Linked DNA regions of Mus musculus: region 2 is linked to region 1. The links are chromatin loops, found by intact Hi-C in ENCODE. Cell type or tissue: heart. All regions are shown on one strand. Links, peaks and the distances in the headings refer to the core of each region. The heading gives the core; the rest is flanking DNA. Region 1 overlaps Pdcd10 (programmed cell death 10). Region 2 has its middle 5.7 kb from the start of Gm25846.

Region 1 (2,927 bases), core at 241-2,740:
TCTGCTTTGCTTCCTTTCATACACTGACTTATATTTAACAGGGCGGTTTTATGCTGTCAAAGACAGCAATCTAAAAAAATTCACTTTCTAAAAACAACTAAATAACAAAAATAACTAAATTGTCTTATAGCAAAGTTCTGTCAACAAATTTTAATATTTCATTTCTTTATAAAACATGAACAAAACCTGATTTTCCCTTTATTTTATAATTAAAAACTCAAATCACTCAACATGAATACCGATACATAGTTTTCTTATAACTTCTCTAGTGTGAAACAAACTATACATATTTAAAGAGTATATATTATATTAACACTGATAAAAATCTCAATACAACTATTAGAATTTTTTTTTTTTAAATTGTGATTACTCTGGGGACAATGTGCAAAGCTTATTAGGGCCTAGTATAGCAGAAGTAATTTCGTGGAGCCGCATCTACCACTCAGAAAGCGTCATGAACCTGAAGTGTTACTACAGTACGAAGACCCCGTAGCTTCATCTCTCTTCTCAGGTCTATAAAGATTGGAAATAGTGAAAAAATATCCAGTTCTTGATATGTAACAACTAACAAAAGTATTTTAACTGACTACATTTTGCTCAAAGTGATTAAGGACAAAAAATAGGAATTCTTGTTCCTTTATTATTTGATAAACTGCTAGTAAGCTCCCATTAGAAGATCTTTAACATTATACCAAGTTGTCTTGGTCTTCTGATCATATATACACACACACATATATATATGCATCTTTTTTCAAGTAAAGAAATGTTTAACAGATGTAAACTATTTATTGAATATTTGCCACCAAATATTGTTAAATACATTATCTTGCAGCATATCGCTTTCAAGTTAAAATGTCAGAAACAAACACCAATATTTACAGTTCTTGTAAGGAATGTTATATAATGACACATTAAGGCGTAAATTCTTTTGGCTTATAATTCTTAAAAGAATGATAATAGCAAAAGTGATGCAAAATCTTCATTGTGAGATTATGATTAAGCTACATTTTACAAAAATATGGTGTAAGATGGCAATAATCCCATTCAACATCCTGGATTAGGTCCCTCCGGAGGGACTGATAATTTATACAGTCAAACTTTAAAATTTACAGATAAATGCAGTTTAATACTGCCACTGAGAAGTACATCTCTTAACATATACAACTTTCAGGCCACAGTTTTGAAGGTCTGAAGTATCAAGTTGGTTTGATGAATTAGCCGGTTGGCACTTATGAACACATTTATTGCCCTGTTTAAAAAGAAAAAGAACAATCATTAATTTCATTTTTCAAATTCACTATTTAAACTAAAATATTTATAGTTAATGTTATATTAACGGTAGCAATAAAATGAAAGGGGGAGGCAAGTAAGTTCTGAGTACTGTAAACTTTCATTCCAGTTGAGAATTTAATGTGGGTTATAAACTATAGCGTCTAGGAACCACTGCCCCCTGGTGGTTCTGACTGGCAGTAAGGGGTTGTAGGGTTGCTACCCCTTAACCATTTACAGGCTAAACAGATCACTGGTCAAACAGGAGGATTCAGATTGTTTTCAGCTGTACAAAATAAATACAATTTAAAAAGAATTTTGTTAACAAAATAAAACCTGATGTGCTTAAGTGATGATTAGAGTTGAGGTTCCCGGTTAGCCTGATCTGCGGAAGCATGCAAGGCACTAAGCCTCGAGATCTAATGGCACAGTAACATCTGGCATCAATGAGCATGATAAAGAAATGTTAACGACTTCTAACCTACCCTAATCTAATCCTTGCCTAAAAACATGTGATTTAGTACCTGGGGTCCAACAAATACAAAAGTATGGTTTTAACCGATGCTTTAATTACAAACATGGAGCCTGTAAGGGTTTGAGCTAGGTCATGTGCATATACTTTATGGTGGTATAGCTTGTTCTTGTGGGGCTCCCAACAATGGAAGGGGGTTGTCTCTGATTCTTTTGCCTGCACATGGGATCCTTTTCCTCCTACTGAGTTGTCATGTCCAGATATGATATGAGGGTCCATCCCAGTCTTCTCTATCTTGTTAGTTTGGTAGATATCCCTTGAGAGGCCAGATAAGTCCTGCACTCTTGTGTTCTTTCTCTGCCTCTCTCTCTTCCCCCTTTGGAAGGGAAGCAGAGGAGTACTTGATCTGGGGGAGGGGAGAGGTTGGGGGAGGGACCAGGAGGAGTGGAAGGAGAGAAAACTGTGAGAAGATGTAATGTATGAGAGAAGGGGACAAAGCTACTTTAAGAGCCAGGATGTTCTCTCAGAGGCTCATGGTTCCCTCATTATACAGCCTTATCAGTCCCTCATTGTACCAGGGATGAAGGTTGGATCTTCACCAGTTGAGTCAATGAGAATTTGTCTCCCTAGTACAAGATGTCTTCAAAGATTTTGCTCCACTAACAATTTTCCATTTGGAGTAAGCAAGTACAAAATTCACAACATTTAAACAAAAAAAAAAAAAAATGAATTTAGAGCTGTAGAGATTGGAAAAATAGTAGCAAGCTTAATATCAATATATACAAATTTTAGATTAGTGAACTATAAACTCCTGCCTTTCAACATTCATTGTACATGATTAATTAAAGTTAGAAATTATTATACCCTTATCTAAATCATACCTTCGGCTATTTGGGCTTAGTTTATTAAACTATGTCACAAAACATTTTCCCTAAACAATTTGAATTTGCATATGGAACATAAAACTATTAATGTAACTATCTTTAATTTGTAATATAAATGAAAATATTTATATTTGCCTGAACATTAAAACTGATTGTAAAAGTTTTATATCCATGTACTTTTAAAATATTTTATACTAATATCACAAATGTGTGGTTTTATATGGGATCTTAAAACTTCAAGGTTTGCGGTGCCTGTTTGGAGTATTTTCTAGCTTTATATATATACATAAGTATATGTCTTT
Region 2 (2,927 bases), core at 237-2,736, 200 kb after region 1:
CTGAGCAACTGCTATATCCTTGGACTTCTATTCACAGCTGCTGTTGACCATTGTTGGGAGTTGGGCTGCAGACTGTTATTCAAAAAATTCCTTTACTATATAGAAACTACCCATAAGTTCTGTGACTCTAGCGAACCCCGACTAATACAGACCTAGCCTGAGATGAACAGGAGTGTGGCACCACACAGGCCTGGATGTGCAGACTATGCCCAAGATGACCCATGTGCCCTGTCATAATGCATGAGTGTGGCATAGCCTTTCTGAGACCACTCCTAGGACAACCCCAGGCTCTCCTGGTGTGGGTGAGGTGGCCCCAAGTGTGTAAGCATCAGTGTGGGAGAGGGAGGGATGCCCTCCCTGACCCTCACCCCTTCCCACCTATGGCAGGTGCGAGAGCTAGCCCTGCTGCTCCTCACCTGCTGCAGCACTGAGGTGAGCAGGCTCTGGCCATCACCTGGGCAGCACAGTAGAGCAGGTCCTGAATGTGGGGGTTGCTAGTGAGCCAACCCCAAATATATTCAAGCTAGAGACTGTGGGCTTACCGGGTCAGATACCTCACAGGCTCAGGTCCAGGGCTTTGAATTGGCTCACCTCAACTTCTACACCATCAGTGAACTGATGGAGTGCATGAAGGAGCCAGACGTACAGATCTAAAACTAGGATCTTTATGACAGGCAACAACAGGGTATCTGAGAGAAGTCTCAGTGAGGTTAGATAGATAGTACTGAGAGAATAGAGCTATAGAAATGAGAGGCCTCATACCAGACCAAAGAGTCATTGCAAAGAAGCGTAGACAAAAGCACACACTATGACACACTACAGTTTCCATAATAAGATTTTTTTCTCTGTTGAGGGAGGAGGTTGCAAGGGTGGAGGGTAGATACAAGGGGAGGGGGAAATGAGTGGAATTGGAGTACATGAAGCGAAATTCACAAACAATCAATAAAAACCTAAAGAAGAATAACAATGTCTAGCACATTCTGAAATTGAACTTTTATAATTGAACTATGATTTTTTTTCACTGTTTTACTCTGAATTTAAATGTCCACACACGGGCTAAGTAACCAGCATACTGATCAAATGAACAGACAAGATGTCAGAGTTATTTTGTAAACACAATATTAGTGATGGGTAAGATGGCTTAGCAAGTAAATGTGCCTGCTGCCAAGCTAGATGACCCAAGTTCACCTTGAATTACATCCCCATGGTCTACATCATAGAAGAAAACTGACACATAAGTTATCTTCTGAGTTCCACAGGTAGGCCACAGTAAGTGAACCCACCTCTACCCACCCCCACACAACACAAGCACAAATGTAATAAAATTGAATTTAGTACGAATAGTGCAATATGCTGCAAACATCTTTTCTTGTAATTGACACGTCATTCCTTTCTGAGTAAGATACTTCCGAGATCAGGGAGCTTGGCCATTTGGCTTTTGTTGAGCAATTTTTAATGCAACAGGGCCATTCATCTTTACAGTCATCTAATGTAATTTGTTGCCTAGTGTTGGGATTCCACTTTGCATTTTATGGAGTTGATAAGATTCCAGATTATTTTGAGACTCATCCATCTTATAAAAAGAGGATTGCATTAATTCTTCCAGCTTTATGACAAACCCAAAAAAACATAACAGAAAAACCTGTCATCAAATAACAAATCCCTCAAGAGATGGAAGGATGAAGAGGATAGATCAGTAAAATGTTATATCTGGAACTTGTCATTCATTCTAAATGATCCTATAACCAGTTTCATTTTAGAAGGGATATTTTGCATATGGTAGCCTCTGCCATCTAGTGGCTGACTTGGTTACTATATGCAAACTCAAACTTTTTTTTTTTCCTCCCAGAAACTTGCTCTAAATTAGGCTGGCTTGAGCTCAGGGTTCAGGGATTAGATTTGTTTACCACGCCTCCTCAGTGTTGAGATTGAAGGAGTGGTATAAATGAAATATTTTTATGCCCAAGAAATTAACGTGAGCAGGAAAGTGTTAGTCATTGTATCTCATCTCCTTTTTCTTTTCCCTTTTTCCTGTGGCTGCACATGGTGGGCAGGGGGATTATAGATTTTTATTTAACCAGTTTTTATGTGTAGTGACAAATTTGATCTAATAATAGTTCATTCCTTTTGAAGCAGCTGTCTTCCAATGTGGGGGCAAGAAAAGTCAGAAAGGAAAATAAGTCACTTATCAGGTCATCTTTTCTAACCTTAAGCAGCACTTGTGAGCTAATTGCATATACATTTGTGATTCCTGGTCTGGTCTCTCCTTTGAACACTGCCGCCTTCCTCAGACTTCCTGCACATCCTTACAACTTCGATATCAGCTGGGTCTCAATTTCTCACTTCATCACTTAAGCATCGTCTCCACTTTTTCCTTGCTGGTCTTGCGAAATCTAATAAACAACGAGCTCTTGTCGGCTTCGTCTTTACCTAGCACCGGAACCTCTAGCATTTCTCTGAGCACACACAAGGGTAAGGTAAGTCAACATGATCGTCGCTCAGGCCCTCTGCTTCTTCCACACGGCGTTACAGTGACTGTATTAGCTTCTTTTCTGTTGCTGTGATAAAATAGCCTTGGAAAAGCAACTAAGAGAGGAAGGGGCTTATTGGCTTGTAGATTCAAAGAGCCCTAATCTATCATGGCAGGGAGATGTGGCAGCCAAAGTGTGAAGCCCACACAGCACATTGCATCAGGAGTTTGGAAGCAGAGGCGACTGAAATGGAATCAGGCTATAGTACTCAAAGCTTGCCCCACGTGACAGCAGTCTTCCTCCAGCAAGGCTTCATCGCCTAAAGGTTCCATAACCTTCCCAGCCAGCACCACCAGCTGTGAAACAAGTGTTCAAACGCATGAGCCCCTGGGGGACATTCTCATTCTAGCCACAACGCTGATGAAAGATGAGAAAATGTCACGGTCTTCTGTGTAA

Evidence for each region. A loop is a pair of places that touch in the nucleus more often than their neighbours do. Peaks named below come from ENCODE experiments on the same cell type or tissue, not always from the same donor. Only the 100,000 strongest peaks of a DNase experiment are listed, where the experiment ranks them.
Region 2: it touches region 1 in a loop (2.2-fold over the local background); 8 of 42 quality-filtered maps call a loop at or near these places.

The regions. Positions count from the first base shown.
Region 1 is chr3:75,516,353-75,519,279 of GRCm38, forward strand. It overlaps Pdcd10 (programmed cell death 10), which reads right to left. Exons shown (of 8, transcript NM_019745.4): 8 at 138-1,249. The coding sequence ends at 1,168. Among named protein-coding and RNA genes, the nearest start is that of Pdcd10, 39 kb to the right of the region's middle. In heart, for the core only: a CTCF peak has its summit at 1,454 (motif pointing left); no DNase peak of the experiment used is centred there.
Region 2 is chr3:75,719,048-75,721,974 of GRCm38, forward strand. No RefSeq gene overlaps it. Among named protein-coding and RNA genes, the nearest start is that of Gm25846, 5.7 kb to the left of the region's middle. In heart, for the core only: a CTCF peak has its summit at 1,796 (motif pointing left); no DNase peak of the experiment used is centred there.